Regions from separate parts of the Mus musculus genome. Here region 1 is linked to region 2. Evidence: chromatin loops called from intact Hi-C (ENCODE). Cell type or tissue: gastrocnemius. All regions are shown on one strand. Each heading gives the region's core, and the rest is flanking DNA. Links, peaks and the distances in the headings are about the cores only.

Evidence for each region. Hi-C counts contacts between places; a loop is a spot of excess contacts. Peaks named below come from ENCODE experiments on the same cell type or tissue, not always from the same donor. Only the 100,000 strongest peaks of a DNase experiment are listed, where the experiment ranks them.
Region 1: a loop joins it to region 2, with 2.5 times the contacts of the local background. A loop is called at or near these places in 12 of 42 quality-filtered maps.

What each region holds. Positions count from the first base shown.
Region 1 is chr10:62,729,056-62,744,191 of GRCm38, reverse strand. Ccar1 (cell division cycle and apoptosis regulator 1) reads left to right here. Exons shown (of 25, transcript NM_026201.3): 25 at 1-264. Among named protein-coding and RNA genes, the nearest start is that of Stox1, 11 kb to the right of the region's middle. In gastrocnemius, for the core only: no CTCF peak of the experiment used is centred there; DNase peaks (open chromatin) are centred at 3,634 and 4,054.
Region 2 is chr10:62,618,564-62,634,579 of GRCm38, reverse strand. Ddx50 (DExD box helicase 50) reads left to right here. Exons shown (of 15, transcript NM_053183.3): 8 at 454-603; 9 at 6,898-7,059; 10 at 8,298-8,417; 11 at 9,362-9,435; 12 at 9,653-9,812; 13 at 13,057-13,191; 14 at 14,951-14,995. Among named protein-coding and RNA genes, the nearest start is that of Ddx21, 24 kb to the right of the region's middle. In gastrocnemius, for the core only: no CTCF peak of the experiment used is centred there; no DNase peak of the experiment used is centred there.

The DNA of each region.
Region 1 (15,136 bases), core at 173-8,172, 110 kb before region 2:
GCAATTAATCCAAAAGAGACTGCATCTAAAGCCCTGCACCGAAGACAGTGATTAGCATTGTGCTTAGAGCTTAGAGTCATGGTCCTCACGGCACTGTTGCTGCGCTCGGTACATTGTTTTACTTGCCCTGAATACTTCCATCTTAATTTTGAGAAGTTAAAAAAAGAAGCAGTGGACATCAAATGTACAGTTTAGTGACAAGCCAGTAGATTGTCAGTATGATTGATGCCTTAAGTCATTAATTAAAAATATTTTTTTAATTAATCTGTGTAGTTCCTTCAGAATCTTGGTGGATTCTTTTTATAATGGTAATTTTGCCACTGTTAGGAATTATTATTTTTTAACATTGAACTTTTTTTAAAAAGATTTATTTATTTATTATATGTAAGTACACTGTAGCTGTCTTCAGACACTCCAGAAGAGAACGTCAGACTTCGTTACAGATGGTTGTGAGCCACCTTATGGTTGCTGGGATTTGAACTCAGGACCTTTGGAAGAGCAGTCAGTACTCTTAACTGCTGAGCCATCTCTCCAGCCCCGTGTTTTGTTTTGAGACAGAATCTCCTATAACCCAAGTGTAGTCATTTATACCTATAATCTCATTTCCCAGGAAGTAGAAGCCAGAAGTTAGAAATTCAGGGCAACCCTAGGCAAATAAGTCCCCGTTTCAGAAACACAAGGACATTAAAAGTATATTGAAGGATGGACTTTGAAATGACTCAAGAAGGCTTAGATGCCTGTTGCCAGAGCTGGCAACCTGACATCTACCTATAGAGTGAGACTGTGTCTGGGAGAAAGGCACTGGACATCTGGGAAATGACATGTGGTTAAGAGCCACCCATAACTCCAGTGGACTCTTCTGGCCTCCTTAAGCTTTTGTATACACATAGTGCAAAAGACAATCATGTAAGTAAAACACCCATACAGAAATAAATAGAAATCTCAATAAAAGAGGGAGATACTTGAGAGATGGCTTAGCAGCTAAGAGCATCTGCTGTTCTTGTGCAGACCTGGGTTCAATTCCCAGCACCCCCATCGTGGCCTATTATCATCCATAACTCTAGTTCTAGGGGCTCTGATGTCTTCTCCTGTTGTGGTGAAACACCATGACCAGAGCAACTCAGAAAGAAGGGTTATAGAGGGATCACCATCATGGCTGGGAAATGTGGCTATGGGCAGACATGGCAGCAGGAGCCCCTGAGAGCCACCACCCTGAGCTGCAAGCAGGAAACGGTGCACGCAGAGTGGTGCCAGTCTTTTGAAACCTTAAAGCTCACCCTTCAATGACATGCTTCCTTCAACAAAGCCACACCAGCCAGGAGTGGTGGCTCATGCCTTTAATCCCAGCACTCGGGAAACAGAGGCAGATAGATTTCTGAGTTCAAGGCCAGCCCAGCCTGGCCTACAAAGTGAGTTCCAGGACAGCCAGGGCTATACAGAAAAACCCTGTCTTGGGGAAAACAAAAAACAAACAAACAAAAAAAACACCAAGCCACACCAGCTGGTGTCCAAGTATTCAAATGCCTGAAATGTATGAGGCATCTCATTTCAACTACTGTACAAGTTGTTTCCCTTGTCTTATAGAGAGCCCACAGTTGGATGGGGAGAGGCATGGGGGCAGGCTTCTCAATACAGCCAGAGATAAAATACAGTAGCTCACAACTGTAATGCTACTATCCTGGAGGCTAAGAGAGTCACAAAGTTCAAGAGCAGCCTGGGTTTGAGACTAGAAGTGATACTGAACTTGGATGGATGGTCAGGCTTGACGACAACCCTTACCTCTGGCCCACCTTGCCCAGTCTTTTTTGTTTGTTTGAGACAGGATTTTGGGTAGCCCAGATTGGCCTTGAATTCCTAGTCTTCTGGTCAGTTTTCTATATGCTGACCCCTCATTAGCATGTATGTGTGGCAGTGGGGAAGCACTTTGGCACTTGGGTTCTGATGCAGTCTAGGAGAAGAACAACAGCCAGGCGGTGGTGGCACACGCCTTTGATCCCAGCACTCGGGAGGCAGAGGCAGGCGGATTTCTGAGTTTGAGGCCAGCCTGGTCTACAGAGTGAGTTCCAGGACTCAAAAACAAACAAACAAACAAACAAAAAACCAATTCATTTTGTTTGTTTTGATGCTCTCTGTCTTACATAATGGAGGGGTGGATTAAACTCAGGGATGAGTGCATACTAGGCAAACATCCCTAAAAATACTGTTAAGAACTGTTAATTGGGTGTGGTTGCTCAAGCCCGTGTTCCCAGCACTCAGGAGGCTGAGGCAGGGAGGATCAAGAGTTCCAAGAAGCCTGGACTATAGTGACAGACCTTCCCCAACCCCTGAGGGGAAAAAGTCACAAGGAGGGCATTTAGACATATAGATACACCTCTGTTTTTATTGTTGTTATTGTTTGGTTGGTTTGGTTTGGTTTGGTTTGGTTTTTTTGCACAGCCAGGACTATACAGAGAAACCCTGTCTCAAAAAACCAAAAAGGGGCGGGGGGGGGGCATCGTCTAAGTAAGTGATTTACTGTTCAAGCCCTCTTTTTTTTTTTTTTTTTAAAATTTATTTATTTCGACCAGGATAGACCAGGCTGAGTTCGAACTCAGAAATCTGCCTGCCTCTGCCTCCCGAGTGCTGGGACTAAAGGCGTGCGCCACCACGCCCGGCTTCCTTTTTTTTTTTTTTTTTTAATTTGTTATATGAGTACATTGTCTCTGCTTTCAGACACACCAGAGGAGAGTATCAGATACCATTACAAATGGTTATCAGCCACCATGTGGCTGCTGGGATTTGAACTCAGGACCTCTTAACCACAGAGCCCTCTCTCCAGCCCCATAAGTTCTCCTTATTCTCTTTAAAATACATGGTCTTTTCATTAATTGTTATATACACACATTCCTAAATAAATAAAGGCAACCTGCTAAATCTGTGTATAATGTTACTTATATGCATGTGTTTAGGACTGGCCATTTGAATATGAATATATATCTACATACATACATACACACATATAATTGGCTAATATGACCCTGCAAATGAGAACTTGTCCTGAAATACTATTTCGAGGGAAATACATTATTGGTTTATCTGAAGTCTGGAAACATGAATGGTCATGAACCTTTAACCCCACCACTCAGGAGACAAAGGCAGGTGGATCTCTGAGTAGGAGGACAGCATGGTCTACAGAGTGACTTTTCCAGGACAGTGAGGGCTACACAGAGAATCCCTGTCTTGAACATGATTATGTTCCCACAACCACCCAAAAATCAAAATATCATGAACCATGCAAACATTCATGTTTATTTTTTATTCTATTCATTCTGAGCAATGTTTATAATTATAAATTCACTTTGTATTCCAATATAACTTAAATTAGTCTGTTCAGTTTAAGGTCTTTTGTTTCTTTTGATTTCCACTCATTCTGGAAAAAAATGTTTTCAAGGAATTATAATTGACCATGTCTTAACTCTATTCACATGAAGGTAAGATAGAGCTGAATTTAGCATTTTCTGTGCGTTTTCCTCTTATTTTTCCAGACTGTTTTAAAGATAATCCTTAGATATATTTCTTTGCAGACACCAGGTAAATGGCACTCACATCACCTAATGCCTGTAACTGTAAATGCAGCCCTTTGTTGAGCCTGGCCAGCTTCCCACTCCTGCTATTAGATCTTGTGTCTCTGAACACTAGCTGTTGTTGGCCTTTGTGTTTCATCAGGAAAAGGACAGAATCTACTAACATGAGATTAATATTTAATAGCTATTTGTTTCTTAGATGCATAAAACAACTGTAAGCCAGGCTACATAAACATACACACAATAAAAATAAAACCCAGCACTTGCTGTTTCTAGCTATAACATAAATATTTAATTAAAGGAAAACCTACTTTGAACCATTCTTTCTTTACTGGAGACAAAAAACACTAGCCCAGGCCTCTCCTGTGCCATTTCCCTAAGCCATCTGTTACTTTATCCTGAGGCTTTCTACCAGTTTCAGTTCAGTATTCATTTGCTTGCCTGACATCAACGGTTTCCAGGAGATGAGTTGCTATTTCTGAACAAGAGCCAGCTGACCAGTCATCACTTGAAGAGCTTGAATGTGTGACACAATGAGCTTCCCCCTGTGCTAACACTAGCCCTCAGCACCCGACTTACTTCTGTTCCAAGGCTTGGTCAGCTTTATTCTCAATCGACTGGGACCCCAAGTGTCTTCAGATGATTGCATTCAGTGCAATTTCAACAGCACACCATTTCAGTCTGCATATTAACAAATAGTTGTAGACAGGGTCTCTGTAGCCCAAGTTGACCTCAAGCTTAACCTCTTGCCTCTAATCCTTGAATGCTGAGATTGTATTATAATATAATGAGATTGTATATATTGTGGCCCTGAAGGGCTGGAGAGTTGGCTCAGCAGTTAAGAGCAGGATGCTTTGGTTCCAGAGAGCCAGGTTTCATTCTCAGCACTTACATGGCCACACACTGTAAGACCCTAAGGTGCGACCTCCCCAAAACACAATTTGATGACAGATCACTGCAATGACAAGAGGTTTGTTGTTCTGATACGTGTGTGAGGTTGCTCAGCCTTGCAGGGAGAGTCAACCCCGGATTCAAAAAGCACAGCTCTTTTATACTCTTTTTATGGTGGGTTATTATGATTGGTCAGCCCTCCAGGTCCATCCATTTGCTTAGGAATTTCATAAATTCGTTGTTTTTAATAGCTGAGTAGTACTCCATTGTGTAAATGTACCACATTTTTTGTATCCATTCCTCTGTTGAGGAATCTGGGTTCTTTCCAGCTTCTGGCTATTATAAATAAGGCTGCTATGAACATAGTGGAGCATGTGTCCTTCTTACCAGTTCACATGGAATTCTATTGCTCAACAACAGAAGGGTTAAGCAATCTCCTCCTTCCTCTCCTCCTCACCTGAGGAAGACTGCATGGCTAGGAAGCACCTAAAGAAATGATCAGCATCCTTCATCATCAGGGAAATGCAAGTCAAAACAACCCTGAGATTCTACCTCACACCAATCAGAATGGCTAAGACAAAAACTCAGGTGACAGCAGATGCTGGCGAGGATGTGGAGAAAGAGGAACACTCCTTCATTGTTGGTGGGATTGCAAGCTTGTACAACCATTCTGGAAATCAGTTTGGCGGTTCCTCAGAAAATTGGACATAGTTCTACAAGAGGATCCTGCAATACCTCTCCTGGGCATATATCCAGAAGATGCCCCAACCGGTAAGAAGGACACATGCTCCACTATGTTCATAGCAGCCTTATTTATAATAGCCAGAAGCTGGAAAGAACCCAGATGCCCCTCAACAGAGGAATGGATACAAAAAATGTGGTACATTTACACAATGGAGTACTACTCAGCTATTAAAAACAACGAATTTATGAAATTCCTAGGCAAATGGATGGACCTGGAGGGCATCATCCTGAGTGAGGTAACCCAATCACAAAAGAACTCACACAATATGTACTCACTGATAAGTGGATATTAGCCCAGAAACTTAGAATACCCAAGATATAAGATACAATTTGCAAAACACATGAAACTCAAGAACGAAAGTGTGGACACTAAACCCCCAGTTTTTATTAGACCCTTTTCATCCTATTAAAATAATGTGCATGTGGAATTACTTCCAGTACATTTTCATACACTCTAACATGAAATTAGGCTGCTTACAAATGCCATCTCCCACCTCAAAAGAAAACTATAAGAAGTATTGTTTGGGGCTTCACTGTCCCATGGATGTAGGTCCCTGACTAAGGTTCATATGGAGAGCCCCCAGTTACTGGTGCTCTTGAGTCCCCGAGAGGCTGAAAGCTCCACATGGTAGCTCAGCTGTAGGCATATGTGGGGACTCTGAGAGTAAACCTTATCTATTACTACCTTTTTTTTTTTTTTGAGACAGGGTTTCTCATTGTAGCCCTGGCTGTCCTGGAACTCACTCTGTAGACCAGGCTGGCCTCGAACTCAGAAATCCGCCTGCCTCTGCTTCCCGAGTGCTGGGATTAAAGGCATGCACCACCACTGCCTGGCCAGACCTAACTCTTCTGTAAAGCATTGACTGAAATAGCCCTAATTAGTCCCAGACCAGGGTTTCGGAACCAATTTGATCCAGGCATCCTGCCTCATACTTCTGTCCTTTATTCTTTTATTCAAGGAACCATTTTATTTGGGACAGTACTATGTGGGAATTCTAGGGAATGAGGAGATGACTAAAGGGTCACAGGCTCCTATTCTAAGTTTAAAGAAGTTGGAGTTGGTAGTATGCAGTTGTAACCCCGAAACTCTGGAGGGTGAAGCCACCGTGTATTTAAGGCCAACCTGGGCTTCATAGCGAGACAAGAATTAACTAAGTGAGAAGGGAGCTTAGGAGTGCACATGTGCTTGCCAACCGAGTAGCTTATGGGTCCAGGACAGAGTCTCTTAAGATTCTTCTATCCTGTACCTCAGTGAGAATCAGGAAAGAGAAGGCACTCCCTCCGGGGCATGAGGCTTCCCTGGAAACCACTGGAAACATTCCTTTGAGATCTGGGCTCTTTCTGTAGGGAGTTGCAGGTCAACATAGGGATGTGTGGCCCAACTTTGCACCCTCTGCTGTAGAAGCCTGGAGAAAAAACATGCTCTTTCAAGTTCTTAAGTGCTCTCTCCCTCCCTCCCTTCCTCACTCCTCCCCACAGCCTGTATGTGAAGGGTTAATCTGCTTTTTTTTTTTTTTTTTTTTTTTTCTGTCTCTCACAAAAGAGTTTTGATTACTTCTCAGCTTCCAGGTCCCTGGATAGGCTGCTATCCCAGCTTTTCTTCAGGCTCTGAAACTTGCCCTCTGACCCTAATTTTAGTGGTGATGTGGAGGGGTGGTTTTCACCCGCAGTTAGAGAGTTAGCTTTCATAGCTCCTCAGGCAGGAAGGCCAGCTGTGTCACCCAGGCTTGTTCTGCAGGGAGTCAGAGTCCATCCCAGTGTGCCCCTGCAGGCAGTGGCAGTCTGATGCCCCTCGAATCACCTCCCACTGACAATCTGTCCCAGTCCCTTCAGCCTCTGCTCCCCACCCACCTCTCTGCCCTTTCTTCACCATAGTTGCTTGGCAAAACCTCATGTCTCCCTTTGAGGAAGTGAGAGTTCTTCTCAGGTTTGTTTTGTGATGAAAACTTGCTGTAAAACAACGTAATGAAGAGTGTAAGGGTGGGGGGAGCAGACACACACAAATACACACATACAGACAGACGCACACTCACACTTACACACACAGATCCACACATACATAGACACACACACTCTCATATACACTCACACAGACGCCCCAACACATACAGACAGACACACACAGATCCACACACACAGACACATACTCTCTCACACACACACTCACATACATCCACACACACAGATCCACACACACATTTGCACACTCTACACATACACACTCACACACATTCATATACACACTGACACACATTGACACACACTCACACTTATATACTTATACACAAACATACATACACACACATTTATTTCCAGGCAGTGGGGACACATGCCTTTAACTCCAGCAGAGACAGGCTGATCTCCATTAGTTCTACGGATTTCTTCATGAGGTCTACATAGTTCCAGGACAGCGAGGGCACAGAGAAACCTAGTCTCAACACAACAACAAAAGGTCCACTCACTTGGTAGAGGGCCTGGCGTGGCTCAGGCCTGAGCACTGTATAAATCCAGTCCTGAGGGAATCCCTGTCATCCAGCCCTCGAGAGCTGGAAACAGGGTCAGAAGCTCAGGGTCAGAAGCTCAGATACTGGGAGAGTTTCCTAGCCAACCTGGGCTGCAACCTGAGATCCCGTCTGTAGTGGCTATTCCTGGTTGTCAACTTGACAATATTTGGAATGAACTACAATCCGGAATTGGAAGGCTCACCAGTGACCCTTATCTGGAGGCTTGGAGATCCTTATCTGGATCTTGGTTTGAAGATCTTGAGCCATAGTGGCTATGGATTCCAGAAGATTGAATCTCCGAGTTAAGGAACACACCTTTAATCTGGGCTATGCCTTTCATCTGGGATTAAAGGTGTGGTGGAACACACCTTTAATCTGGGCTACACCTTTTGCTGGAGACAATATAAGGACATTGGAAGAAGGGAGTCTAGCTCTTGCTCCTGCTCCTTCGCCTGCTTGCTGCGTGAGACTGAGTAACTGCTAGATCCTTGGACTTCCATTCACAGCTGCGACTGAACAATTGTTGGGAATTGGGCTGCCGACTGTAAGTCATCAATAAATTCCTTTACTAACTAGAGACTATCTGTAAGTTCTGTGACTCTAGAGAACCCTGACTAATACAGAAGTTGGTACCAGGAGTGGTTCTAGAGTAACAGAAGTACAAGGATGAATCTTTTAAAATACTGGAATTGGCTTGTTGATCCACCAGCACTTTCAAATATTGAAACCTCTCCAGATTCTCTCCCTCCTGGGAGCTCAGAGAATTTTGAAGACCCATGGTTGAAACTATATTCCGAACTTAAAGAAGCTAATGCCCTTGATTTTCTTAATGAATTAGGTGATTCAGTGCACAAAGCTTTCTACAAGATGGGGAAAAAATCGAAAAATGATTTTACTGGCTGGCTGCTCTTAGTATCTGTGGAAAAAATGATGAATGAAAGGAAGGAGTTGTGTGATAAAATCGAAAGGCTCCAGACACAAGTAAACGATCTAAAAGTTGCTAAGTGTGTCCTTGAGGAGAATCTTCTCTCTTGTAGCAATAGAGCTCAAGTTGCAGAAAATCAAACAGAAACTCTCATTGTAAGGTTGGCTGAACTACAGAGAAAATTCAAGTCTCAGCCTCAGAGTGTGTCGACAGTTAAAGTAAGGGCTCTAATTGGCAAAGAATGGGATCCTACAACATGGGACGGGGATGTGTGGGAAGACCATGTTGAAGCTGAGAATTTTGAATCCTCAGATTCTCGAGGGTTTGCCCCACCTGAGGAAGTAGTACCCTCAGCCCCACCTCTTGAAATAATGCCTTCCCCACATGAGGAAATTAATTTTGCAGAGTCTGCTCACGGCCCACCAATAGTTTCTTCTAGACCTGTAACCAGACTCAAAGCAAAACAGGCTCCTAGAGGGGAGGTAGAAAGTATAGTCCATGAGGAAATTCGCTACACTACTAAGGAGCTTAATGAGTTTGCTAATTCATTCAAGCAGAAACCTGGTGAATATGTGTGGGAATGGATTTTAAGGGTGTGGGATAAGGGTGGAAGGAACATAAAACTAGAGCAGGCTGAGTTTATTGACATGGGTCCTCTGAGTAGAGATTCTAGGTTTAATACGGAAGCTCGCATGGTTAAAAAAGGTGTCAAAAGTTTGTTTGAATGGTTGGCTGAGGTGTTTATCAAAAGATGGAATGGCCTTTTGAAGACGCAGTTACAGCGCCAATTAGGTGGTAACAGCTTGGAAGGCTGGGGCAGAGTTCTTCAGAAGGCAGTATATGCTTTGAATCAGCGCTCGATATATGGTACAGTTTCACCCATAGCCAGGATTCATGGGTCCAGGAATCAAGGGGTGGAAAACGGAATAGTTCCACTTACTATCACTCCTAGTGACCCTCTAGGAAAATTTTTGCTTCCTGTCCCCATAACTCTAGGTTCTGCTGGCTTAGAAGTTTTGGCTCCAGAGAGGGGAGTGCTCCTACCAGGAGCTACAACAAACATTTCATTGAACTGGAAGCTCAGACTTCCCCCTGGTCATTTTGGGCTTCTAATGCCCTTAAACCAACAGGCTAAAAAAGGAATAACAGTGTTAGGAGGGGTGATAGATCCAGATTACCATGGGGAAATTGGATTACCTCTTCACAATGGTGGTAAGCAAGATTATGTCTGGAGTGCAGGAGATCCCTTAGGGCGTCTCTTAGTACTACCATGTCCTGTGATTAAAGTCAATGGGAAACTACAACAGCCTAATCCAAGCAGGATGACAAAGGACGCAGACCCATCAGGAATGAAGGTATGGGTCAATCCTCCAGGAAAAGAGCCAAGACCTGCTGAGGTGCTGGCTGAAGGTGAAGGAAATACAGAATGGGTAGTAGAGGAAGGTAGTTATAAATACCAATTAAGGCCACGTAACCAGTTGCAGAAACGAGGATTATAAAGTAATATGAATGCCCATTGTAAATTTACTAATGCGTTTGCGATTGTACGAGGGATAGTTATATCATGTTAGGCGTATTTACAACCTTGTTATTGTTTCATGTGAACATGAGATATTATTTGTGTCAAGTTGACAAGGGGTGGATTGTAGTGGCTATTCCTGGTTGTCAACTTGACAATATTTGGAATGAACTACAATCCGGAATTGGAAGGCTCACCAGTGACCCTTATCTGGAGGCTTGGAGATCCTTATCTGGATCTTGGTTTGAAGATCTTGAGCCATAGTGGCTATGGATTCCAGAAGATTGAATCTCCGAGTTAAGGAACACACCTTTAATCTGGGCTATGCCTTTCATCTGGGATTAAAGGTGTGGTGGAACACACCTTTAATCTGGGCTACACCTTTTGCTGGAGACAATATAAGGACATTGGAAGAAGGGAGTCTAGCTCTTGCTCCTGCTCCTTCGCCTGCTTGCTGCGTGAGACTGAGTAACTGCTAGATCCTTGGACTTCCATTCACAGCTGCGACTGAACAATTGTTGGGAATTGGGCTGCCGACTGTAAGTCATCAATAAATTCCTTTACTAACTAGAGACTATCTGTAAGTTCTGTGACTCTAGAGAACCCTGACTAATACACCGTCTTAAAACCAAAGCACTATGAGGCAGTGTTGGAGGCATGGTGGAGTTCCAGGATAGCCTCAGCCATCCAGGTAGACACTGTCACCCAAACCAAAACACCTAAAATAAATACATATTAGAAAAGAAAATGGCTTCTAAGTCTGCTCTAAGCATCACATGGTGTACTGGCTGGTTTTTTTGTGTCAACTTGACACAGGCTGAAGTTATCACAGAGAAAGGAGCTTCAGTTGGGGGAAGTGCCTCCTTGAGATCCAGCTGTAAGGCATTTTCTCAATTAGTGATCAAGGGGGAAAGGCCCCTTGTGGGTGGGACCATCTCTGGACTGGTAGTCTTGGTTCTATAAGAAAGTAAGCTGAGCAAGCCAGGGGAAGCAAGCCAGTAAGTAACATCCCTCCATGGCCTCTGCATCAGCTCCTGCTTCCTGACCTGCTTGAGTTCCAGTCCTGACTTCCTTGGTGATGAACAGCATGGAAGTGTAAGCTAAATAAACCCTTTCCTCCCCAACTTGCTTCATGGTCATGATGTTTGTGCAGGAATAGAAACCCTGACTAAGACAAATTGGTACCAGGAGTGGGGTATTCCTGTGACAACCTGGCCATGTTTTGGGGAGGACTGTGGAAGGACTTTGGAACTTTGGGCTTGAAGATCCATTCGGTGTTAAGAACTCTGTCAAATGTTGTGGTAGGAGCTTGGAAGATAGTGTTGAGAACAGTGCAGAAGATGGAGGTCTGGCTTGTGAAATTTCAGAGGGAAAATTAAAGACTCTTTTCAGGGCCATTGTTGTTTTGATTGTGAAGATTCTGTAGTTCTGGTTAGCTGGGGCTGAAGAATCAGCTGTGATTAACAAGATGCCAGACTACTAAAGCAAAAACTTTGCATTACTGGGGTTAGCTGGAGCTAAGAAATTAGCAGTGATTAAGAAGAGACCAGTATCATTGAGGTGACATCTTCTGGGAAATGTTTTCTAAAAGCACAGAGGCTGTGTTCCAGAGATAGATAGCCAAGGTTATACCTTGTGTTGTGGCTGGACTTGGTAATGTGTAAGAGTTACCCAGGTGGTACTGGTTTTGAAGGCATGAAGGGGTCATGCAGAGCAGCTGAGGTTCGGCACTGTAAGAGGCCATGGAAGGCCATAGGTGAAGGTGCAGCCTCAGTTGCAATTGATGGCCCAGGACTGAAGGGGTCATGCAGTGTTTCGGAGATGCCAGGACCATGAGATGTCCACCAAGAACAGCAGCAGCAGTGGACTACAGGCAGCTGGAGCATAGAAGACAACGTGTGTGCTACAAAGGGCATGGCTGGAGAAGTGACCCAAGCCCTTAGAGGAGCCCAGAAGACTGTGAGTTGGATCCCAGACATTGGACAGTTGGAGTTTAATTTTTGCTTTTGATTATGACTGTGCCCTGATATTTTTCCCTCTTGAAGGAAGAAAATATTTTAGTGGATCCCACAGTTAAGAGACTTTTAATTATAAAAAGACTTCGGATTTTTAAAAGATATTGGATATTTTTAAAGGATTGGACTTTTAATATGTAAAGACTGTGGGATGTTTAAAGTTATTTAGACCTTGGGGATGAATAAGAACTAAGGGTTGAGGCTTACTAGTGATGTGTTTGTGTGTCAAGTTGACAAGGGGTCAATTGTACTGGCTAATTTTGGGTGTCAACTTGACACAGCTGGCGTTATCACAGAGAAAGGAGCTTCAGTTGAGGAAATGCCTCCACAAGATCCAGCTGTAAGGCATTTTCTCAATTAGTGATCAAGGGGGAAAGGCCCCTTGTGGGTGGGACCATCTCTGGGCTGGTAGTCTTGGTTCTATAAGAAAGTAAGCTGAGCAAGCCAGGGGAAGCAAGCAAGTAAGTAACATCCCTCCATGGCCTCTGCATCAGCTCCTGCTTCCTGACCTGCTTGAGTTCCAGTCCTGACTTCCTTGGTGATGAACAGCAATGTGGAAATGTAAGCTGAATAAACCCTTTCCTCCACAACTTGCTTCTTGGTCATGATGTTTGTGCAGGAATAGAAACCCTGACTAAGACACATGGTCATGCCTACATTCTCAGCAGGTGGGCCTCCAGAAGAGCTCTGTTCCTAACACACTGAGTGGCTCTCCATACAACTGTAAGCACCTGCACTACACACACACACACACACACACACACACACACACACACTCATGAAAATAAAACCTTTACAAACTTTTAAAGTTATCCGTACAGATGTCATGCTCGAGTGAGTGGAGGGGCTGTCCCTTGAGGCTTGCCTTGGCCACTGACTATCGGGTAGCCAGGCAATGGAGTCCCCAACCCAAAGCACTCTTCTGGGTGGTGACAAGCAGACCACAAGAAGGCTAGCAAAACAGTAACGACCCCTACACAAAGTAACGACTAGGTCTGACTCAGGCTGAGTGAGTTGCCAGGCAAGGAGCCAGAGGCGGGGATGCATTGGGAGCTGCTGATTACAGTAACTGTGTCATACCCCCCAGCACACACGTGTTATAAAAGCGTTAACAATGTGCTTGAGAGCACATGAAACCTTCCCGATGTGTCAGGGATTTTTAGGAGCTGATAGAAGAGTGGAAAGGGGCCTGGAGAAATGGCCCGGGGGCTAGTGCTTGCTGTTCTTGCAGAGAACCCAGGCTGTTTCCAGCATCCACATGAGGCAGTTCTCCACGGTTGTAATTCCAGTGTCAGGGGATCCAGGGTCCTCTTTGGGGCTCCCTGGGCATCAGCGTGCACCACTGCACATACATGAATGGATGCAGGCACACGTAATACACATTAAAAACATAACCAAAAGTGGAGAGGTTTTCTAAGCAGAAGAACCTGTGTAGGGCTGGCGAGATGGCTCAGTGGTTAAGAGCATTGACTGCTCTTCGGAAGGTCCTGAGTTCAAATCCCAGCATCCACCGGTAATGAGGTCTGACACCCTCTTCTGGTGTGTCTGAAGACAGCAACAGTGTACTTATGTATAATAATAAATAAATCTTTGGTCCTGAACAAGCAGAGCCGGCTGGAGCAAGCAGAGGTCCTAAATACAATTTCCAACAACCACAGGAAAACTCACAACCATCTGTACAGCTACAGCGGACCCATATACATAAAATACATAAATCTTTAAAAAACAAAAAGCAAAACCTGTGTAAGCCGATGGGAGTATTTGTCCTCGGAACTGGGGATGCTGAGTGGCCAGAGCCCAGTGTCCTTGATGCCTTTTAGGAGGGGAAGGATGATGGGGTCACAATGTGAAGAACACCGAGTGTCCTCCTTCCAATGAGGCAGATGTGAGTATTCAAAACCAAGTCCATTCACGATAATGATTGCACAGCACGTACAGTTTTCTGGGTCAAACACCATCTAGCCCCAAGCTTTACCTGTCATACTTTAGAAATGGAATCTTGTTCAGGGCAGGGATGGGGTCACTCTCTGTTGTGCAAGACTCTTTGGGTAGGGGTTGGGGGTTACACAGTGCCTAGGAAGTGGGGAGGGAGAAAGAACCTGGTACTTTTCCTGCGACCTGATGCCATGTGGTACTGATGCTGGGGGCTCCTCCCCCATCTCTGTTAAACTCAAGCTCTAAGGCAGCAATGGTTTACAGTAGTCTGCAGTGACCCTTGTTGAATCGCCTCAGCCTCGGGGACCGGCTTGGGGAGGTGCAGTCGACTAGACTCAGGCAAGTGGCTGCTATGTAAGGCACGCATGCGCATGTATCACTCCTCAATTCAATTCAAGCCATTAGCCTCCCGTTCTCTCCTCTCTGGGATGAGATAGCTTCACCTTCTTCACTGGTCTGAACTCCCAAAGCTCTTGACACCGGTCCCCAGAATGACAGATGTTATTTTGTTTTCGTTTGAGAAAAGAGACCGGGTCTCACAGGGCTGAGTCTGCTGTGGCTGTGGCGCACACCTTTAATCCCAGCTCCCGGGAGACAGAGGCAGCAGATCTCGAGTTCGAGGCCAACCTGGTCTACAGAGTGAGTTTCAGGACAGCCAGGGCTACACAGAGAAACCCTGTCCCGAAAAAACAAAACCAAACAAAAACAAAAACAAACAAACAAACAAAAGCCACGGGGTCCCATGTAGTCCAGGTTGGCAGGCAAATGAGACACAGAGAGGCTCCCTTCCCTAGAATACTGCTGTTTGTGGAAGGAACCTGGAGAAGTTCCAGCCTTGAGTCTTAGTTTCCCCATAAAATGTATTTTCCATCTTCCAGGTTCTTCATTGTCGGCTAACCAGTTGAATAATTTTTCTTTGTTGTTGTTTGTTTTGTTTTGTTTTGCTTTTGTTGCTTTTTGAAACAATTTTTCATGCCTTCAAACTAACTTACCATGTAACCAAGGATGAACCTTGACTTTTGACCCCCTGACCTTCTTGT
Region 2 (16,016 bases), core at 5,283-13,282:
CGGTCCCCATTCTGTCCTTCCCTAGTCTACCCTGGCAACAGCGAATCTTCCTCTGTGGATATATCTGTTATGGATAGTTCATATAATTGCAGTTACATACAATATGATACTTTGTGTCTGACTTTTTCTTACATAAATTCAAGTAATACATATTTTCATTTTCTCCAGCCACTAGGGATTGGCCCCAGAGCTTACGCATGTTAGTGAAATGGTCTATCATTCATTTACATCCCTAACCCTTCTGTCTGTTTAGGACTGGGTTTCACTCTTAGACTAGGCTAGCCTTGAGATTATTGGCCAGCTATGTGTCACTGGTTCCGGGTTTGCAGTGTTAGGGATCTAACCCAGAACTAAATTTATGCCAGGCACACACTATGCCAGCTAAGCTTGTATCCTCAGTTTCTTTAAAAGATAATTTTTGATAAAATAGATATTTTGCCTTTTCTTTTGAAGCATTTGGCTATCCAGTGCCATTGGTCTCAGAGACCAGCAGTTATTGGAGATGTCCTTCAGGTCTACAGTGGGTCTGAAGGGAGAGCTATTATCTTCTGTGAAACTAAGAAGAATGTTACTGAAATGGCCATGAATCCACACATAAAGCAGGTAAGCTTTCTTTATGCTTTTCCTAGATAATAGAGACGTACGTATCTCTAGACAAAAATGCACATTACTCTTTATAGACCAAAATTGATAGTCTCTTCAAAATAGAATAATTCAGAGAGGCATTGTAGCAAACTTTTTCTCATATATTAAGTCATAATAGGTATTTTTGTTTATTTGTTTTTTCCCTTCTGCTAACAATCAAACCAGGGCTTTCTGCATGCTAGGCAAGAAGTATACCACTGAGCCAGCCCCAAGAAATTTAATGTCATAATATGGGACTGAAGAGATCCCTCCACCCTTAAAAGAATAAACCACTCTTCCAGAGGACTCAAGTTCAACTCCCTCCCAACACCCAAATAAGTAACTCCAGTTCCAGGGGAATCCTCTTTGGGCACCTGTACTGCTCATTTTTACAAGCCAAACACAGACATGCACATACACATAATTGAAAGTAAAATAAATCTTTAAAGTAATCACAATAAAATTTTATGTTTTTGAAGTTTATACTATGATGTTAGGAGGGAATTCTGTTAAGTTTTCATTAGCAAAATATTAAGATGCTATTTTTGTATGTATGTGCATATAAGCATGTATGCACAGACCCACAGAGGCCGGAGGAGGAGGACATGAAGTATCCTGCTCTATCATTTCCTGCCTCAGTCACTTGAGGCAGGTGTCTTAACTGCTAAGCCAGTTAGTGGCATTCCCTCAGTGATCCCTGTCACTTGTCCTTACCATACTCCCCTAACACTTGTGTTACAGGATGAGCACCTGGTTTTTCACATTGGCTCTGGGGATTTGAACTTAATTCTCAGGCTGACGCAGTGAGCCATCCCTTTTACAAGACATTTAAAATATGATCCAGAAAATATGAAAGTTGACAATCAATTTTAGTTGGTAAGAATCAGTAAAATTTAAGCTTGTATTATAAGAGTGAATTATAAGGTGAGTGTGGTTAACTTGCCAAATCTCTGAATTAAAGGCCATCGAATTGAATTCTGATCTCCACAGGAATGCCATGGCCTGTACATTCCCTTATACATAGAATAAGTGAATAACTATTAAAAATGATTGAGAAAACAAAAAATCAAGCAATCAACAAACACACAGAAGTGGTGTTGCCTAAATATTTTTTTTATACACTCACAAATTAAACTCCCAAGTAGTTATTCTATATACCAACTAAAAGTAATTTCTGACTTAGTAATGACTAGAAAATTTCCCTAACATTTTGGAGGACATATACAAGATATGATACTTTTTTATGAGATAAGAAACAACTACAGGAAGTAGTAATTTGTTTCATGTAACCAGTGCTTTTGATGGAACAAAAAATAAGAAATCCCAACCTGTCCATATTTAACATACTTTTCATAAGCATATAGTTTTTTTCTATATTAGTAATTTACTGATCAAGAGCCAATATATGTATAGATGGAAATAATTACTGAGTCTCATCTTCTGAACAAGAATGGACAGTTTTGTTGGTTTTTGTTTGTTTGTTTGTTTGGTTGGTTGGTTTTTGGTTTTTCGAGACAGGGTTTCTCTGTATAGCCCTGGCTGTCCTGGAACTCACTCTGTAGACCAGGCTGGCCTCGAACTCAGAAATCCACCTGGCTCTGCCTCCCTAGTGCTGGGATTAAAGGCATGCGCCAACACTGGCCCGGCTTCAGTTTTGTTTTTTAAAAAGCAATTTTAAATTGAGGATATTTCACATTTGCCTCTTTGTCAGGACCAAGTCTGTCTTTTCTGATTCTAGAACATAAATACCATTTTCCTCTGCTCTCCAGCATGAACTCTTAGCACCTACAAAGCTGCTTGGTTATCAGCATCATCTCTTCAGTTTTCTGTAACCAGTCACTGTCAGATAAGGATTTTGTTTTGTTGGGGCTGGAGAGATACTTTAGTGGTTACGGTCATTTGCTGATTCAGCAGAGGACATGAGCTTTGTTCCGAACACTCATAGTGGGCCACAACTGTCTAACTCCAGTATCAGGTAATCTGACCCCCTGGCTTCCAAAGGCATCCGGCATGCGCTTGGAGTACATACGTACATGCAGGCACTTAGATGTACACATAAAACAAGCACTTTTTTAAAAAGATGTGTGAATGAGTAAGCCAGGCATGGTGGAACATTTGGGAGGCAGAGATAGGCAGATCTCTGAGTTTGATGCCAGCCTGGTCTACAGAGTGAGTTCCAGAACAGCCAGGCCTACACAGAGAAACTCTTGGAAAAACAAACAGATAAATAAGGTAGTCGTATGTACACCATGCTGGCCTTAGGCTCTGGAGTGTTTGGATTTAAGCTCTGTACTACCACACTGGCTCCAGGGTCTTCCTCCTCAATGTAAATTTGTCCATGATACTGTTCTCCTTACACTCAGTTGGTTGTTTCCTGTTGTTCCAGGACCACGTTCTTTTGTTTGTTTGTTTTTTGAGTCAGGGTTTTTTGGGGGGCGGTATTTTGGTTTTTCAGGACGATGTTCTTTAATTCTATTCTATCTCAAATCTCTTAACTATATATTTTGTAGTTTATAACCCAGGTAGCATTTATGTATAAGATTTTTCGCCCAAACTTCTTAGTCAAGTTTCTTCTTTTATGTCAGTCGATTTCTTAACAGCTGTCTATATCTCCATTTCCAGGGACTCTGACACCCTTTTCTGGCCACTGGGCACTGCATGTGCCATCCCTGCATGCAAAATACCTGTGTGTATGTGTGTGTGTACACAAACTTAGGAAAAGTATTTCTGGCACAGGTGTCAGTATAGCATAAGTAGGTTTAGCCTAGTAAAAATTGCAGAAAATACAGAGTTGGAGAGATGGCTTAGTAGTTAAGAGCACACTGACTGTTCTTTCAGAAGACCTGGTTTCTAGTCTTTTTTTGTTTGTTTGTTTGTTTTTGGTTTTTCGAGACAGGGTTTCTCTGTATAGCCCTGGCTGTCCTGGAACTCACTTTGTAGACCAGGCTGGCCTCGAACTCAGAAATCCACCTGGCTCTGCCTCCCAAGTGCTGGGATTAAAGGCATGCGCCACCACTGCCCGGCTCCTGGTTTCTATTCTTATTCATGTAGCAGTTCACACCCATCTATAACTCTAGTTTGAGGGAATCTGTTGCCTTCTTGAACACCATTTATGCATGTGGTACCCATACATGTGTGCAAATAACCATGAACATTAAAACAAACGTCAAAAGTTATACAAAAGCAGATTTTTGACATAATATTGACCTATTAGATTAACAAGGATTATGATTTAAAATATACTGGCATTGTTGGTTAGAGTATGATGAAATAAATGCAGAACATTAAAAGGTTAAGTGGGTACAATAATTTTTTTGTAATAGTTTAGCAATAGTAATTAAAATGCAAGGGGCTGGAAATGTGGTTTTACAGTTAAGAGTACTGGCTAAAGGACCCAGGCCCTATTCTCCTCACTTACGGTAGCTAAGAACTGTTGTAACTCCAGTAATGGGGATCTAAAGGCCCCTCCCCCTTCTGGCCTCCATAGACACTATACACATTCTGTTCACAGACATACATATAGGCAAAACACCCATACATTTAAACATGAATCTAAAATTCTTCTTGTTCTGGATATTGAATCCAAGAGCTTAGCCATACTTGTTAATACTCTTTCAAGTATGGATTACTCGTTCAAATACTCATTATTTTTAACCCAGAAATTCAATTTCTAGGTAAGTATCCTCCTGAAATACATATAAATGGCCAAAGAATTTAAGTAAAAGGTTTCACATTGTAACATTGTTTGTGTGAAAGTGTGTGTATAACACAGATGTTTATCGGTAAGATACTGATAAAATAAGTTTTTGCATCTATATGAAAAAAGTGCTTGCAGTTTAAAAAATTCAATGGTACTCTACTTACAGATAGCAAAAATAGCTTATATTAAATTTATAAATTAGATTACAAAACAACATGTGTAGGATGCCACTTTTATAGGCACAAATTTGTAGCCTATACAAGTTAATGAATTATGTGACAGAGGGTATGTATGTATTTGCTTTTTTTTTTTTCCTGGAGATACGGTTTCTCTGTGTAGCCCTTGATGTCCTGGAACTCACTCCCTAGAACAGGCTGGGCTCAAACTCAGAGATTCCCCTGCCTCTGTCTCCTTAGTTCTTGGAAAGGCATGCATTACCACCACCTGGCTGTATTTTGTTTTTATTAAAAGATTCATGTTTATTTTGTGGGTATGAGTGTTTTGCATATAGGCATGTATGTGTAGCACATGCATGCAGTAACAACAGAAGCCAGAAGTGAGCATAGATATCACAGAGTTTCAGTTATGAGCCACTGTGTAGGGCCTGGGCACTGATTCGGGTCTTCTGCATTAAGAGCAGGTGCTTCTAACTACTGAGGCATCTCTCCTATCTGTCTCTGTGTGTGTGTGTGTGTGTGTGTGTGTGTGTGTGTGTGTGTGTGTGTGTGTGTGTGTTGTGTCTGAGAGACAATGAATGAATGAATGAATGAGTAAATAAATATTCGGTATCTGTACCAGGATGAGTTATAGGACAACTGTGGATGTCAGTGCTTTCCTCCTTGTTTGACAGCATCCCTTGTTGACTAGATTAGCAGACTAGTGAGCTTTTGCCATCCATAGAGATCTGCCTGCCTTGGCCTCAGCATGTTGGGATTAAAAGCGTTTACCAGAACCTTGGCCTCCTATATTTATTTTTAAAAGAACAAAGATGTCCCAACCACTTATGACAGCAAACCTATAATCCCAGTTTTGAGAAGGTAGAAGTAGGAATGTAGCAAATTGAATACCAGCCTGGGCTCATACTCAAAAAAACCTACTGGGGCTGGAGAAATGGCATAACAGTTAAGAACAATGGCTGCTGGTCTTCGAGAGAACCTGAGTTTGAATCCCAGTGCCCACAGGGTGGCTGACAACCATCTGTAACTCCAGTTTGATACCCTTCTGACTTTTGAGGGTGCAAAATGTGATGCACAGGCATTAATGCAGGTAAAGCACCGATACACATAAAATCTTTAAAACTATTAAAACTTACTTTTTGTGTGTGGTTTTATAAGACAGGGTTTCTGTGTGTAGCTCTGGTTGTCCTGGAACTCACTCTTTAGACCACGTTGGCCTCAAATATGCTTCTGCTTTCTAAGTACTAGAACTGAAGGCATGCACCACCACGCCTTGTTAAAATTTTTAATAGACCTAAACAAACAGAAAACCTGGGCATGTGGTACTTAGAATCTCTGCATTTAAGAAGCTAAAGCAGCAGGATAATGAGTTTGAGACTAGTTCAGGCAGCAACATTTTAAGGCTGTCTACAAAAACAAGGTACTAGACAATTTTCAGTCTAGCGTGTAGCTCAGTGATAGAGCCTTTTGTTAATCTCTAGGCAGTATTTGACTAGGACGACAAAGGATTCAAACCCTGGCACTGTGGACATACAATAGAAGTTATAGACTATCCTTCTAATGATTAGCAGTTATTTTTTAGGAGGCTGATATTAAATAAGACATATATTATGCAGTATATTTTCTGGGGTGTTTTGGGTTTTGAATTTTTTTACATTTACTTATGTATTTAGTGTACATGCACCTGGACACATGCCACAGTGTGAGTGTGGGAGATAGAGGACAGTTTACAAGATTCTGGTTTTCCCTTCTACCACATGGGTCCCAGGGATTTAACTCAGGTTGGCAGTCTTGGTGGCAAATGTCTTTCCCTACTGAACATTTCTCCAGCCCTGTTTTGTTTTGTTTTTGTTTTGTTTGTTTTAAAGACCTCATACTTTGTAGCTGGAGAGATGGTTCAACAGTTAAGGGCACTGACTGCTCTTCCAGAGGACCCTGATTCAAATCCCAACACCCACATGGCAGCTCACAACTGTCCCCTTATCTAGATCTGATACTCTCATGTAGTAATGCATGCAAGCACAATACCAATGCACATAAAATAAAAGTAAATACATCTTTTTGAAAAAGGTTTTAAAAAACATCATTCTGGGCTGGAGAGATGACTCAGCAGTTAAGAGCACTGACTGCTCTTCCAGAGGTCCTGAGTTCAATTCCCAGCAACCACATGGTGACTCACAGCCATCTGTCGTGGGATCTGATGCCCTCTTCTTGTCTGTCTCAAGACAACTATAGAGTATTCATAAACATAAAATAAATAAATAAATCTTTTAAAAAATACATTGTAATTAAAGATAAAATTGGAAAAGAACCCACAAGAGTTCAGACTGAATGGTGTTGGGATACTCAGTTTCAGGTATGATCCATACACTTAATTTTTTTCTTTTTTTCTAATAGAATGCTCAGTGTTTGCATGGAGACATTGCACAGTCACAAAGAGAAATTACCTTGAAAGGCTTCAGAGAAGGTAGTTTTAAAGTTTTGGTAGCAACCAATGTGGCTGCTCGTGGCTTGGACATTCCTGAGGTTGACCTAGTGATTCAGAGTTCTCCTCCACAGGTAGGACATGGGATGTGGTTTTAGAACAAGTTTTATAAGTGTTGCCTTATTTACAGAGTATTGCTTAAGATGTGGAACCTCCATCTTTCATGTGTTGTTGATCGTAATATGTCTTGTTAGCATGGTATTACATGGGCTCAGATGGCCTTCCCTTGTCAATAAGTAGCTGCATTGTTTGCATGGTGGCACATACAACTCTAGCACTCTAGAGGCACAGGCTGAAGGACACTGTATAGTCCAGGCTGTGTATCGATACATACCGAATCCCAAGCCAAAGAATGTGGTGACAACATGCAGAGCTCAAAGTTTCATATACTGAACTCTAGTGTATATAAATAAGTAGTCTTTTAAATTAAAATGAAATTATGTAATTTTTTGCTTCTTTTCCCTTCCTCTAACCTTTTCTAGATACTCTGCTTGCTTTCCCAAATTCATAACCTCTTCTTTTTGTATACACACACACACTTCTAAATACATAAATATAACTGCTCAGTCCTTATGCTACTCTCATGTGTATGATTTTAGGATTGACCTTGGTGCTATATAACCAAACTGGAGGCCTCTTCCCTGAGAAAGACGATTTCTCTTGCTCTTAGCATTCCTTCATTGTCTGTAGTTTCTTGTTTAGGGCTCTGTGAGATTTCCTTCTTCCCTTTTTGGCATGGCTGTTGTTGTCCTTGTTCTTGTCTTGGATAATATCTTTTATTTATTTAATAGAATTTTAGCATATAAATTACTTGTTATGTTGTTAAAGTATAGAAGGATTGAATTTATGTTTGCTTTTTTTGAGAAATGGTCTTAGACCAGGCAGCCCCAAAAGTCTTTTTCAACAGCCACCCAAGTACTGGAATTAAAGACCTGTACTACCAGACCTAATTTTTTGTTGTTGTTGTTGTTGTTGTTTGGGTTTTTTTGTTTTTTTGTTTTTTCTTTTGTGACTTTGATTGTTTTGTTTTTGAGATAGGATTTCTCTGTGTAGCCCTGCCTGTCCTGGAACTCATTCTGTAGACTAGACTGGCCTTGAACTCAAGAGATCTGCATGCCTCTGCCTTCTGAGTGCTGGGATTAAAGGCACTACCATCACCTGGCTTTTTTGGTGTTTTTGAGACAAGGTCTCAGCCTTAGATGGCCATAGTTTTGGATTAATCCTCTTGCTTCAGCCTCCTTAGTACTGATTACAATTATGGCTTGATTTGCTTGTCAAGTTTGTAAAATGAAGTTTCTTTTTGTTTTAATAGGATGTTGAATCCTATATCCATCGCTCTGGACGCACAGGTAGAGCTGGCCGGACAGGAATTTGTGTATGTTTTTATCAACCAAGGGAAAGAGGTCAACTGAGATATGTGGAGCAGAAAGCTGTAAGTAAATTGAAATTGTTTCATGCTTGTTATCTAAATGATCCCTTAGAAGAGAGTTTTTATATTTGTTCTCACAAATAAACCTTCCCATCATTCCTCAGCTTCAGCTGCATCTCGCTGTCAAGCATCTGGACAGCTTCATTTATATTGGCTGCAAGACTTTGCTTTACACAGCTTCTATTGTGAAGCCAGAAGATCTGACATACTCCTTTTTTCTTTTTTTATTAGATATTTTCTTTATTTACATTTCAAATGTTATCCCCTTTCCTGGGTTCCCATCCAAAAACCCCCTATCCCCTCCTTGCCTCCCTTACTCACCAACCCACCCACTCCTGCTCCTTGGTCCTGGCATTCCCCTACACCCGGGCATTGAGCCCTCACAGAACCAAGCTCCGGGGGTTTTTTGTTTATTTGTTTGTTTTTTAATTTCTCCCTTAATACAAAAGTTGAAAGTGTGTTAATGGTTTCAGTATCATCTAAACATTATAAATGGGTAGCTGATTTAATTAGCATTGCTATTTTAGATAGGTTGATAATACAATAGCCAGTTTTATTAAAAAATACATTTTTTATGGTCTGTACTTTCTTGTAGTTTTTCGTATTTTATCAATTTTGTTAATTTTTATATACTATTATATTTTATGAAATGAAAGTAGTAAACAATGTTGACAGATTGAAATGACTTTCTTTTCTCTTTTTGAATCAGCTTTGTTTTGCAAGTGAAGTTCCATGATATAATAACTAAGGGACAATTTTTAAGTTTTTTTTTTATTTTGTCTTTTTGGAATTGATTATAGATGGTTTGTTAGAAAAAGCATTTCTTTTCCTCTGCTAGGGCTTGGTAATCTTTTAAGTCCAAAAAATGGAAATTCAACAAACTATATTAATTTAGAAATTAACAATGACGACTTCCTTTTTCTTTAATATAATTCTTTCATTTTCAGGGAATTACTTTTAAACGTGTAGGTGTTCCGTCTACAATGGATTTAGTTAAATCTAAAAGCATGGATGCCATCAGGTACGCTTTCTGACCTTGCTGAGTAACCCCTCTTCTGTAGTCGACTTTCATCTGTAAGCTCTCCTAGTCCAAACTTGAGAAAATGCTAGTCAAGGGCTTTACCAGAAGACATTTAGTTACATTATTCTATGAAATGTTACTTTTCCCATTCCTGATTTTGTCTTTACCTTTTCCCCTGTATCCTGACCAAGAACATTTACTTTTTTTTAAACCACAGGTCTCTGGCTTCTGTTTCTTATGCTGCTGTTGATTTTTTCCGACCATCAGCTCAAAGACTGATAGAAGAGAAGGGGGCAGTGGATGCATTGGCTGCAGCATTAGCTCACATTTCTGGTGCATCAAGCTTTGAACCACGATCTTTGATAACTTCTGATAAGGTAGAAAAGTGTGAAGTGGTATTTGGCTAGATATGGTTAAAACTTAGCTGTAGCAGGTTATAGCACATCACTGAAATGCTTCATTGATTTCTTCAGTATATTGGGGTGTTGTTGCTGTTGTTTCCCTTTTTCGGTCTAGAAAACTCTTCCTCTTCTCATCTGATATACAAGCCTGCAATCCAAGCAGTAGGGAGAAATACTAGTAAAATAAACACCATCCACATTAATTCAACAGCTGTTAGTATTCTGTAACCTATGTTTTACATTCATTCTTCTGTAAACTATTTGAAAGTTGAAACATGAAGGCATTATTCTTAAATATTTTAATTTGTATCTTCAAAAAATAATGACATTCTACTTAATTAAAATATCACAGTCTAATCTGCTAACAAAGATAGTTCCATGTTAATAATATCTGTAGATTTGCTTCTGTCCATACAAAGCATAGCTCTCACTCCAAAGGGAATATGAAGTAGTTTAGTTTTGAGCTGTATGCCAGTTACCATGATTTGGATTTAGTTTGACAAGAAGGATATGTACCACCACAGAAGTGGTCTCATTTACTTTCATCGTCACAGAAGAAAGTCATGTCAGAAAATTTGCTACATACACTCTTAGGGACATCAGGTAGGCGGGTTATAGCCAGGTGAGGAAATCATTTGATGATACAGCTATCAGATTCATAGAAGCTATGGTCTGCTGAGATTGTGAAGTTTGTTGGGTTTTGTTTTACTGGACTGTTGAAAGACTGTTAGGTCAAATACAGAGGTAGGTGTTGAAAGGCTAGTAGGAAGTTGAAGTGGGGAGATAAAAAAATTCCAAATATAATTTTTGCTCTGGATTTGCAATATACCATCTTACTTAAGTTTTTATCTGTCAGCCACCCTGATAGAATCTTAAGCACAGGCATGGCTTGTGGCTTCCTTGCCTCCTAGGAATTTAGTTTATTTTATCTTCACAAAAGTGTCTGAAGGATTTCTAGATAAAGAAAAGAAAGTCCTTATTTTGTACCGTGTGGTACCAACTGAAGCTGGAGTTTTCATTTTGTTAGTTGCCAAGGATCTGCAAAGTGAGGCAAAGTAAGGATGTGCAGGGGTGTTGACGTGCTTGAGTGAGTATATGCGTGGCACTCATATGGCCTGCCTCCAGGTTAGTGTCAGATAGCAGATATACCACACCACAGCCATTCGTTGCAAATGGGTCACAGATTTGTTACTTTAACTGGGATATAAGTGGGGTTGAGGTAGGGGGTATGAGCCTTAAAAGGGGACAAGGGAGGTAGGAATATCAGTTGCCTTATAAAACTCATTTTAAAACTATTTTACTCTCTGAATAGTAATGTATATGGTCATCCTTTAGCACTGAGTAGATAGACCATCCCTAAAATTTCATCAAATATAAAATATAAATATTATATAATATACAATAAAATATAATATATAAAATATATTTACCAGGAGAAAAGCCAGAAAAGGTAGCTCATATTTGTAATCTCAGTACTCAGGAAACAGAGACAGTGGACTTCCAAATTTGAGACTAGCCTGTTGAACATAAAAAGTTTTAGGCCATCCGGGGCTACATACCGAAAACTTGTGCCAAAAAAGAAATATCAACCCCATGGGTACCCCTGGCTGGCCTGGAATTCACTGTGCAGGCTGGGTTGGCCTAGAACTCACAGAGATTCCCCTTGCTCAGGGATGCACCACTGTGTACCATCTGGTGTATTTTATTTTATTTTAGAGATAAAGTCTTATATATCTCAGGTTGGACTTGAAGTCACAACAGTTCTTCTGCTTCAGCCTCTCAAATACAAAAACAATTTTTAGGGCAGATGGTGGTAGTGCCTCTCCCAGGAGACAGAGTCAGGGGATCTCTGAGTTCAAGGATAGCCAAAGCTGTACAGAGAAATCCTGTCAAACTAAACAACCAAAAAAAAAAAAAAAAAAACAATTTTTAAACTGTACTTTTAAAGACAATGTTAAGGTACTTTTGAGGTCACTTATAGCTAATCCCTGTCCCGTGAAAATTCTTTGATTGGCCACAGAAATGCTTATCTGCATTCACAGTACTTGGCAAGCAGAGGTAGGAGAACTGCAAGTCTGAGGCCAGCCTGACCAAGAACCAACCATTTATTAGATAGGTCATTTGACTTGTAATTAAGTATTTTGGGAACAAGGTATTAATGGCTTGAAATTTTTCCCCTTCCCTCCCTCCCTCCCTCCCTCCCTCTCACCCCATGTCTAAGTTTTTGCCTGAACCTTATGCATGCAATGCCTTAGGAAGCCAGTGGAGAGTATCAGGTCCCTGGGACTGCTACCTTATAGAGGCTGGGAATTGAACCAGGGTCCTATGGAGGAGCAGCCAGTGCTCTATAACCACTGAGCTGTCTCTCCAGCCCTGATGTTTACAATGAATGACCTGTAGTGCATGTCCTGCGGGGTATTCTGCTTGCTACTGGTATGACTTCATTTTTTATCACTCTCTTGACTTCTCCAGTTATCTGAATCTATTTGACCTACCTTCTTCATTTACCAACTCTTGCAACTCTTCATGCTTACCCATTTTCTCGGCCCCCTTCCTCTTATTTTGGCTTCCTCCTTTATTTTGGTCTCTGTTCAGATATCACCATATGAGAGAAATCTTTCCTGATTATCCTGGTCCTCTTCTTCCTTTTTTTTCTATTTCCCAGCCCTTTTGGGTTACTCTTCCTGCCGCTTATCGCCGGTGTTGTATAAACTTTCTTACTATCTCTACCTCAACTCCCCACAAGAAGGCTATGTCCAGGAGAGGAAGGTCTGTTTGTCATAAAATCTTTATTCCCTATGTGGTTTCTGGTACATTGTAGGAACTCGTCACTATTTTTATGTGGTAGTCCTCCAAAAATTTAAAGATATTGATGTCTTTTTTTCACTGCTAAGTAACTGCTTTTTTAACATTTCCTGATTACTTTACTACTTTTCCTCCCAACTCTTCCTGTGATGTTCTGATCTAATTCTGTCTTGTAATGTGTAGGACATAGTCTCTGTGTGCTCTATAAGAGCAGTGTACAGAACATGTAAATAGTAGTCTTCTAGTATAGTTTCAGTGAAGTTAGTTTTCAATAGCCATGTTGTGCTGTTGGCACTCAGATACCACACAGATATTGCATGGGACCTGTGTAGTTGACTCAGGAAGCACCGTAGTCAAACTTCATTGTCCTGCTGCTGATTTTCTCCCAAATCTAATAGGACTTTTATTTCTAAAGGGGTTTGTGACCATGACTCTGGAGAGCCCAGAAGAAATACAGGATGTCAGCTGCGCTTGGAAGGAACTTAACAGAAAGCTCAGTAGTAATGCTGTGTCTCACGTAACCAGAATGTGCCTCCTGAAAGGAAATATGGTAGGATTATGTTCATAAGACTTCCATGATCAGCCGGGCGTGGTGGCGCACGCCTTTAATCCCGGCAGAGGCAGGCGGATTTCTGAGTTCGAGGCCAGCCTGGTCTACAAAGTGAGTTCCAGGACAGCCAGGGCTATACAGAGAAACCCTGTCTCCAAAAACCAAAACCAAAACAAACAAAAAAAGACTTCAATGATCTGTCTCCTCCTCTTTTTATGGATGATTAATACGATTTTATCACAGTTTTGGATTGTTCCCAACAATTGTGGGTTTATATAAATGATATATTCCTTCAGAGCTTCATGTCATTCTGTTTTGACTAATACTTAAGTTTTTGTTGCTATAATTACTTTAAGACAGGGTATTCCTATGTAGCCCAGACTGGCCTTGAACCCAGGACCATTTAATGAATGTTAGGATTGCAAGTAGATTAACCCTAAGACTTAAGTGATCTAAATTCCTGCTATGGCATACTTACTGTGTGTGTTTATTTTTTAAGACTAATTTATGTGTGTAACGTTTAAACAGCTCTTGGAAATACAGATTATTTATTGTACTCTGCTATTGGTTGTTAACAAGATTAATGATAATCTTTTTCTGTGAGGCAATATTTCATTATTGCCCAGGCTAGCCTTGAGCTCTTGCTTAATTTCATTCTACTTCTAAGATAACAAACATGTTCCTGAGTAACTTTCAGTAAAATGAACTTGTAAAATGAAAACTTACAGTAAAATGAAAAGCTTTTTTGTTTGTTTTTCCTTTTTTGGCACTGGGTCTCTTTACATAGCCATGGCTGCCCTGGAACTCACTATGTAGATCAGGCTGGCACACTCAGATACATCTGCCTCTGCTTTCTGAGTTTTGGGACTAAAGGTGTGGCTACCTATCCATCTTAAAGCTTAATCTTAGTGATTAAGATTTCTTTTAATGTTTTGAGAACTGTTATTTGTCTGAAATTACTATAGACTTGTTGTATCTTAAAAGCTGTTAACCAGATTGTTTATTAGAAATTATTATTATCTCTCAACTCTGTGAGAGAAAAACTTTCTTATCCCTGTTTTAACTTTTGGAATCTTAGTCTTTTGCAGTGCTAGGGTCTGACCCTTTGACTTGTATATCATAAGCAAGTACCATTCCACAGACCTGTGTTCCCAGTTCTCACTAATATTTTAAAGAAATCAGAAGGACCATTTTCATTTGGATTATTTGTTTTTGTTTTCTTTACAAGACAGGAAAGGGTTTCTCTTTGCATCCCTGGCTGTCCTGAAACCCATAGATCACCTGCCTCTCAATGCTGGGATTAAAGGTGTTCTTCACCACCACCCGGCTAGAAGAACCATTTTCTTTCTTTCTGTTTTTTGGAGGGGAGAGGTGGGGAACATTTAAGACAGAGTTTCTCTGGGTAGTTTTGGCTGTCCTGGAGCTCACTCTGTCGACCAGGCTATCTTCAAAACTCCCAAGTGCTGGGATTAAAGGCATGGGCTATCACTACCCAGCTAGAAGGACTAATTTTTAAGAGAAATGGAACAACTATAGTGTCTACGATAAGTCTTCTAGAGAATATTCTAGGTATTTAAAGAGTCTTACTAGTTATATTTAATTTTATCTCAGATTAAAAACTACATTATGTACTAAGTCATCTATGCTTATTTGTTACCTACAGTCATGGAATACATATTTTTTAAGAACAAAATTCAACAAATATTAATTAGAAAAATTAACTCATATCTAAATAAAAATCTTTTTATTTTCCTTTTAGGGTGTTTGCTTTGATGTTCCTACAAGTGAGTCAGAAAGATTACAGGTATTTAAATTTTTTTTACCTATTAAATAGCTGAGAATGTTTTTTAAAATAGTTTTGGAAAACACAGACACAGTGTCATTTGTCATCCTTAAATCAGTTAAGGACGTTCTTAATATGAAATATTGCCTGACCCATAATTAAAAATGTATTAAAGATAATTTCAAATGTAACGGTGAATTGGGAGCTGGAGAAACAGCTCAGTGGTTAAGACTACATGCTACTCTTACAGAAGACCTGGGTTCCATTGCCAGCACACACATGAAGATTCACAAAACCAGAGATCTGACACCTTCTAACCACCTCTGATACTCTACTACCCGTGTACAGGCATACATGTAGGCAAATTGCTTTCACAGATAAAGAAACTCTTTTTTTAAAAAATTGTGTAATTGAGTTCCCATACATACATAACCAGCTTCACCAATTTGATAATTGTGTGGATAGTTCTGTTTCATCTCCTTACTATCCATTGCCAGTGTTTACAGACAAACTCCAGGCATTATTTCAGTCTTAAGTATTCCTTCATATTTAAATGTTAGGGACTTAAACAATCATAATACCATAATTCCTTCTATACAACTGTCTTAGTCAGGGTTACTATTCCTGCACAAACATCATGACCAAGAAGCAAGTTGGGGAGGAAAGGGTTTATTCAACTTACACTTCCACATTGCTGTTCATCACCAAGGAAGTCAGGACTGGAACTCAAGCAGGTCAGGAAGCAGGAGCTGATACAGAGCCCATGGAGGGATGTTACTTACTGGCTTGCTTCCCCTGGCTTGCTCAGCCTGCTCTCTTATAGAACCAAGCCTACCAGCCCAGAGATGGCACCATCCACAAGGGGACCTCCCCCCTCGATCACTAATTGAGAAAATGCTTTACAGCTGGATCTCATGGAGCCATTTCCTCAACTGAAGCTCCTTTCTCTGTGATAACTCCAGCTGTGTCAAGTTGACACAAATCTAGCCAGTACAACAACCAATTTTTTTTTTTAAGTTTTGTTTTAAGATGTACTTATATG